Linked DNA regions of Homo sapiens: region 2 is linked to region 1. Evidence: read pairs that join two places in POLR2A ChIA-PET (ENCODE). Cell type or tissue: PC-3. All regions are shown on one strand.

Region 1 (4,000 bases):
TTGGTTTAAAGTCTGTTTTATCAGAGACTAGGATTGCAACCCCTGCCTTTTTTTGTTTTCCATTGGCTTGGTAGATCTTCCTCCATCCTTTTATTTTGAGCCTATGTGTGTCTCTGCACGTGAGATGGGTTTCCTGAATACAGCACACTGATGGGTCTTGACTCTTTATCCAACTTGCCAGTCTGTGTCTTTTAATTGCAGAATTTAGTCCATTTATATTTAAAGTTAATATTGTTATGTGTGAATTTGATCCTGTCATTATGATGTTAGCTGGTGATTTTGCTCATTAGTTGATGCAGTTTCTTCCTAGTCTCGATGGTCTTTACATTTTGGCATGATTTTGCAGCGGCTGGTACCGGTTGTTCCTTTCCATGTTTAGTGCTTCCTTCAGGAGCTCTTTTAGGGCAGGCCTGGTGGTGACAAAATCTCTCAGCATTTGCTTGTCTGTAAAGTATTTTATTTCTCCTTCACTTATGAAGCTTAGTTTGGCTGGATATGAAATTCTGGGTTGAAAATTCTTTTCTTTAAGAATGTTGAATATTGGCCCCCACTCTCTTCTGGCTTGTAGGGTTTCTGCCGAGAGATCCGCTGTTAGTCTGATGGGCTTTCCTTTGAGGGTAACCCGACCCTTCTCTCTGGCTGCCCTTAACATTTTTTCCTTCATTTCAACTTTGGTGAATCTGACAATTATGTGTCTTGGAGTTGCTCTTCTCGAGGAGTATCTTTGTGGTGTTCTCTGTATTTCCTGAATCTGAATGTTGGCCTGCCTTGCTAGATTGGGGAAGTTCTCCTGGATAATATCCTGCAGAGTGTTTTCCAACTTGGTTCCATTCTCCACATCACTTTCAGGTACACCAATCAGACGTAGATTTGGTCTTTTCACATAGTCCCATATTTCTTGGAGGCTTTGCTCATTTCTTTTTATTCTTTTTTCTCTAAACTTCCCTTCTCGCTTCATTTCATTCATTTCATCTTCCATTGCTGATACCCTTTCTTCCAGTTGATCGCATCGGCTCCTGAGGCTTCTGCATTCTTCACGTAGTTCTCGAGCCTTGGTTTTCAGCTCCATCAGCTCCTTTAAGCACTTCTCTGTATTGTTATTCTAGTTATACATTCTTCTAAATTTTTTTCAAAGTTTTCAACTTCTTTGCCTTTGGTTTGAATGTCCTCCCGTAGCTCAGAGTAATTTGATCGTCTGAAGCCTTCTTCTCTCAGCTCGTCAAAATCATTCTCCATCCAGCTTTGTTCTGTTGCTGGTGAGGAACTGCGTTCCTTTGGAGGAGGAGAGGCGCTCTGCGTTTTAGAGTTTCCAGTTTTTCTGTTCTGTTTTTTCCCCATCTTTGTGGTTTTATCTACTTTTGGTCTTTGATGATGGTGATGTACAGATGGGTTTTCGGTGTAGATGTCCTTTCTGGTTGTTAGTTTTCCTTCTAACAGACAGGACCCTCAGCTGCAGGTCTGTTGGAATACCCTGCCGTGTGAGGTGTCAGTGTGCCCCTGCTGGGGGGTGCCTCCCAGTTAGGCTGCTCGGGGTCAGGGGTCAGGGACCCACTTGAGGAGGCAGTCTGCCCGTTCTCAGATCTCCAGCTGCGTGCTGGGAGAACCACTGCTCTCTTCAAAGCTGTCAGACAGGGACACTTAAGTCTGCAGAGGTTACTGCTGTCTTTTTGTTTGTCTGTGCCCTGCCCCCAGAGGTGGAGCCTACAGAGGCAGGCAGGCCTCCTTGAGCTGTGGTGGGCTCCACCCAGTTCGAGCTTCCCGGCTGCTTTGTTTACCTAAGCAAGCCTGGGCAATGGCGGGCGCCCCTCCCCCAGCCTCGTTGCCGCCTTGCAGTTTGATTTCAGACTGCTGTGCTAGCAATCAGCGAGATTCCGTGGGCGTAGGACCCTCTGAGCCAGGTGTGGGATATAGTCTCGTGGTGCGCCGTTTCTTAAGCCGGTCTGAAAAGCGCAATATTCGGGTGGGAGTGACCCGATTTTCCAGGTGCGTCCGTCACCCCTTTCTTTGACTCGGAAAGGGAACTCCCTGACCCCTTGCGCTTCCCAGGTGAGGCAATGCCTCGCCCTGCTTCGGCTCGCGCACGGTGCGCACACACACTGGCCTGCGCCCACTGTCTGGCACTCCCTAGTGAGATGAACCCGGTACCTCAGATGGAAATGCAGAAATCACCCGTCTTCTGCGTCGCTCACGCTAGGAGCTGTAGACTGGAGCTGTTCCTATTCGGCCATCTTGGCTCCTCCTCCCTAATTTTGTATCTTAAGTAGAAACGGAGTTTCTCCATGTTGGTCAGGCTGGTCTCGAATTCCCGACCTCCATCATTTCATCTTTATTCAGCATTTTTCTGGCTAATTCTTAACTGTGCGCTTTTCCCAGATGTTGTGATATGAGCTGAAATGTTAAACGTATTTCATAAGAAGATCGACGGTGCTGAATACACCTGCATAAATCATGCTGTCCTGTGTTACATAGGATGGCAAGACACACTGACTTCATTTTTTAAATAGATGAAACAATCCTTGAGATAATTTACCTTGAACAACTCAGTTTACAAAATGGTACCAGTTTGCTCCCTGACATTGCTGTTAACTGGCAGAGATGGAGATAGAATACAAGTCTTTTGGCTTGAGGAATTAAAATGCCCTGGATTTTGCTTAGAGTTTTGCCCCGCCAAAATCATCATTTGATTCATTAACCCATCTACTCACAGGGCTTATTTGGAGAAGAAGAGGTCGTTGTTCCCTTTACAAAGGCCTATTCATTATCTAGACCTGAAATTCCATTCTCTTTCAACAATTCAGTAAAATCTTACTTTCTAAATTTACTTTTTTGTCATCCAAACCATATTAACTCAAATCCAATCTTTTTCTTGAGCCTGCTGTCTTCAGTATTTTAAAATCATATTTTATTGGTTCCTCAGTTTTCCAGGTTTCTATACATTCTCCTTTGCATTGTGGTATGTCTCCTGATTAGTGTCTGCACCTGGTCTTGTCTTTTTCTTTTCACTCATAAACCTTAATTAGACTGATTTTAAACACAAATTTCATTGAAATCATCTCCTGTTCTTAATAGAAAAAGGTCAATTTTTCTCTACTTAGGTTTTCTAGGCCTCCATCATCTGACTTTATTCTTTTCTCTCTTTACTTCTTAATTTAGTATTTCCTACTTTATGCTCATCTCCTCACTCTTTCCAGAAGTTGCTATGCTCATTTTTAAGTTCATACTGTCTACTCTACTTTGGCAGTTTTTCTAGGTTCCTCCAATTCAATTCTTTGTTCATATCACTGTTTAAAATTCCATGGAACCTCCATCGAAGGATAAAACTACTCATTCTCTGAAATCTAGGAAAATGTGTATGTTTCTTTTTATAAGAGTAAAGCACAGTGTTAGAGCGTGGGCTTTAGAATCACATAGATGTGGACTCAGGTCTTGCCTTCAATGCTTATCATCCACGTAAACTTGGACTCCGAAGCAAAGTCTCCTTATTTTTCAATTGATGATGACAGCACTTACCTTATGTCTTTGCGTTCAATATTAAGTGAGGTTAGCATCAAGGATCTACCACAAAATGTGCCAGAGGTAGCCTGCACAAATGATAGCTACTGCTTCTCTCCCATTTATGTTATTATTCAGTTCAATTAGTGTGAAGTATATATTTTATTTCTTTAGCTATCTTGTTAGTATCTCAAAGGACGCTACCTTTTGTGTCTCTGTTTGGGTCTATGATTTTTTTCCAATGGAAAAAAAATAATAAAACTACTATCAAAGGGTCTAGGATTATTTTCTTGTATGAGTTTGTGTAAACAGCTTATCTTTTCAGTGTGTGTTTTTTTATCTGTAAAGTGGAAACAATAAATACCTCATAAGTTATTAAGAGAATTAAGAAATATATTTACACTCAGGCTTCAAAATAATATGTTTCATAAATGCAAAGGATTTGTGAGAGTTAATATTTAATATTTTAATGGTTAATAGTAATGAAAATAAATATATTAAGAATATT
Region 2 (4,000 bases), 300 kb before region 1:
CCTCAACCACTGCTCAAATGACATGAAGTGAAGTTCACTTTACCATTCTCCTATCTTTCAAAAATCATCCTGGTAAGATCTAACCAATTCAAAGTAAAGAAATACTATCCCTAATGCCATTCTAGCTATCAGAATATCTAGACATAAAATATCAGGAACAATAGAAGTTAATATACCTTTAGATCACATTAGTTCCTTGGCAAACAAATCTCATTGTTGAGTCACACTGAATTTGAATTCAACTAATCCTGTAATTCTTTCTCATACAGGCTGCCTCTAAACCAATTTTCTCCATTTGTCTTTGATCCAAAGTTGTGCCTTCGGATTGTAGTGCAAGACCTGTAATAATCTGTCAAATTTCATTGTGAGCTTTCCTTGTTTCATGTCTTCTACTATCCTTTTGGATTCAGATTTTAACATCACTGTATTTGCTGTCCTTTCTGGCTTTTTACTGTTGTCGTCACATTTGCAAAGCATGCCCCAAGCATTTGCTTCATCTAAGTTATTGATATAAATGTTAAATAGGACAAGTGTAGATATGGTGTCTTGTCATATAATATCTGATCATTGTTTCACAATTATTATCAATTTTAAATAACCAGAATCTTTAGTCATAATAGTTTCAACAGTTAATAATATAAATTACAGATTTTTAAAGAATGTTTTTAAATTTTTGAGCAGTTTTAGATTGACAACAAGATTGACAGGGAGGTACAGAGATTTCTCATCTATCCCCTGCCCCTACTCATGCGTAGCTATTTCCAATATCACCATCCCCCACTAGAATAGTACAACTGATAAACCTGTACTGACACATTATTATCACGAAAAGTTCATAGTTTAACATTAGGATTCACTTTTGATGTTGCACATTTTATAGGTTTGGATAAATAATGATATATATACATGTGTAAATGACTAATATTTTAAAAAATATTCTGACAATATATTATGTGCTATCTTATCTTATGCTTTGATGAATTTCAGTTACATGTTGTCTGCGACTTTTTCCTGATTTATAATTCAGATTATTAATTGATTGAAAGTTGTAGCCCTTTCATTAGAAATGTTTGGTTATGAAGACAGACATAAAAACAAGAAAAATAATAAAAACACACTAATTTAAGTTAGCACTTCCAAAAATTTGTTTTCCTTTCTTTTCCAGTAGAAATCACAAGTCTTTGTTAACTGCAACAAATAAATTGCTTTTAGAGTTTAAATTTGTCTTATACGTGGACAAAATAAAAGATCTATAAGTTCCATTTTCAAGGTTGGGTAACAGTTGTGATGAGCAACTATTACATATTAATATGAGGATTAATGAGCTTATGGTTATTAAAGATTGTGTATCTTTTTAGTATAATTGTAGTAATTATAATTATAGCAATAAATTTTATTTTGCTAGTCATAACAGTTTATTTTTATATGATGAGAAATATATATATTTTTTTCTTAGTTATATAATTTGGATGATCTAGAATATTGGAAATGTTTCTTATTAAATGACTCAGTTCCTGTGTCCAGTGATCCTTCTAACATTCTCTCCTAAAGCTTTAGCTCAAATTACATTAAATCTTCCTGTAAAATTTAGTTCACCCTATGACTACTTTCACATAAACACCTTTCAGTATCATATGTTTGTAGTACAGTACATCCTTAGTATCACCCTCACATAAAAAGCTAGCATACTTAAAATTACCATGCAATCATCATTTCCAGTAAGGGTCATCTCACTGATTCTAAACCAGGTCTTGCCTTGTGATTAACCCTAGGTCAATCTTCCAGAATAAGCAGCCCAATAAGTAATTTAGAAAGAGGAACATTTCAACCCTATATTTTATAATGGGCCCCAAAAGAGGAGACAAGAAAAACAGAAAGAATGGAAGGGAAACAGTCAAGTTCCAAAGCAGTGGTTCTCAACTGGGGGCAGTTTTGCTCCTTGGGAGATAATTTTAGTGTCCAAGTTTGGTGGGGTGCAACTGTCATCTAGTACGAAAAGGCCACAGATATTACTAAATCTTACAGTGCACAGGACAGCATTTATTTAGAATTAGCTTTAGATTTTAAAACTAAACTTAAAAAAAATTCTAAGAGAAAAGTGCCTTGTATAAAGTAGATCTATTTTATGTGGAAAATCAAGAGACTGCCCATGGAATTATAGTACCAAAAGCCTGACATTGCATTTCTTCTGATACTTGTAAACAGCCTGGTCAGCAGAGATTGCTCTTCATGGTACAATAGCATACTTTTGATGAATGACAAAGAAAGTCATAAACAAATAACAAATACATCCTTCCATAATATCTTAATAATGCAATTAATGTCAGGAAAAACAGTGTAACATGTTTTATAAAACATAATGGATAACCATGATTAAATATTGGGTTGACCACATAATGCACTAAAATGTGTTTATACAACTTGTTTATACATCTTGTTCTTAAGATTTGAACTGTTTTTCTAATATTTACAGATGTTTCTTGAAAAAAATCCAACTTCTAAAGTGTCTACAAAATAAAGTCCTCGAATATATTTGAGAAAGACTTGGAATGCTGTCATAAGAAAAACAAAAGGTTTTACATCACCCCTTCAAATATTTTTTTTTTGAGAAAAAGGAGTTTTGAAGGCCACTGTTTCAATGAATCAATTCTCTCCTCTTCTATCATATTTAAGTTTATGTTATCTGATTTTGAAAAAAAATATTTAGTGACAACATATTGAATTGCCATAAACAAAACTAAACATGTAACTATGTAAAGTGAATGAATTTTGTAAACATAAATCTTATTTTTTTAAACATACTTTAATAGGACTATCTCTAAAATAATTTATTTACTGCATACGATTGAACACTTTATGCCTGGAAGATACTACAGCACCCAAGAGAGATTGAGGGTAAATTGAGGTGACTGAGGCCCAAAATAAGATAAGATCATCTCTTATTTCTTTTATACAAAAGCTGAATGGCTCACCTGTATCTTTCATGTGATACGGAGAATCCGAAGAGTAGCCTGATGCATCATTGGGATTTTGGGAAGGAAGATTCAACCTTAGAGGAAATCAAAGGAATTCTATTTTATTTCCTCATTCCCTCTGTAGTTTGAGAGAAACATGCAAAATCTATATTAACTGTCTTAAGAAACATCAGAGCTTCTGAAATTGTGAAGTCATATTTCTGTGGTGCTATAGTTTTTACAGTATAAATATTTATATCCTAGTCCAGTGATAAAGGGGATGAAAAATGCATTGTTTAAAGAGAATTCAGAAGTCAGAGTTATGCTGAGAATATACTTTTACACATTCATTCAACTAATATTTGTTAAGAGCATAATATATGCTGTGCAAGTGATACAGAGAGCACCAGGTAAGATGTCAACAACACCTTAATGTTTCCAAGGATTAGAGTGATGATATTAAGGAGACTCTTTGTTCTTTCTCAGAGAAATGAATTAGAGCACATGGATTTAAATTTACCCTTAAGGTAAATGTAACTTAAGGATTTACCGTTAAGTTGGGGTGAAGGATCTTTTATGTTAAAAGACACTATACCAGTTATGAAGATAATGGTCTCTCAGTCTCAAATCCACTCCTCTTAGCTTTGGGATTGTGGGGCTGGGATTTTTGAAACTGCTTTTCATTTGCTAGACAATCTGTGTAAGGGGCACTAGAGAGAGCCTGGGAGGCTAAAGGAGAAATGAGGGACTTTTCCCTGCCAGCTTCATGCTGTCTTGCTCTTTTATTTTTTCCAGCTCCTGTGAGCATCACATCAGCCACACTTCTTCACCCTGGTAGCAGCAAGTCCAGGTTTTCGTTCTCTAACACATCAAAGAGTCAGCCTGATGGTGCCCCTTAGAGATGCTAGCACCAGCTGGTAGCACTCAGAGGTCTGAGCTCTGCGAGGTTTCTCCACCAAACAACAAAGTTTTAGTAATTCCTACATTTTTCGTTTGTTCCCTAAGGATGGTAGCTGCTTCCTGCAGTTTCTATTTTCATGATACTT

The links. ChIA-PET counts read pairs that join two places held together with the same protein. Peaks named below come from ENCODE experiments on the same cell type or tissue, not always from the same donor. Only the 100,000 strongest peaks of a DNase experiment are listed, where the experiment ranks them.
Region 2: POLR2A ChIA-PET joins it to region 1 with 7 read pairs; 1 of 35 experiments calls an interaction of 5 or more read pairs at or near these places.

What each region holds. Positions count from the first base shown.
Region 1 is chr5:86,508,934-86,512,933 of GRCh38, reverse strand. No RefSeq gene overlaps it. Among named protein-coding and RNA genes, the nearest start is that of COX7C, 110 kb to the left of the region's middle. In PC-3, no CTCF peak of the experiment used is centred here; no DNase peak of the experiment used is centred here; H3K4me3 peaks cover 461 bases.
Region 2 is chr5:86,812,698-86,816,697 of GRCh38, reverse strand. No RefSeq gene overlaps it. Among named protein-coding and RNA genes, the nearest start is that of LINC02059, 68 kb to the right of the region's middle. In PC-3, no CTCF peak of the experiment used is centred here; no DNase peak of the experiment used is centred here; H3K27ac peaks cover 829 bases.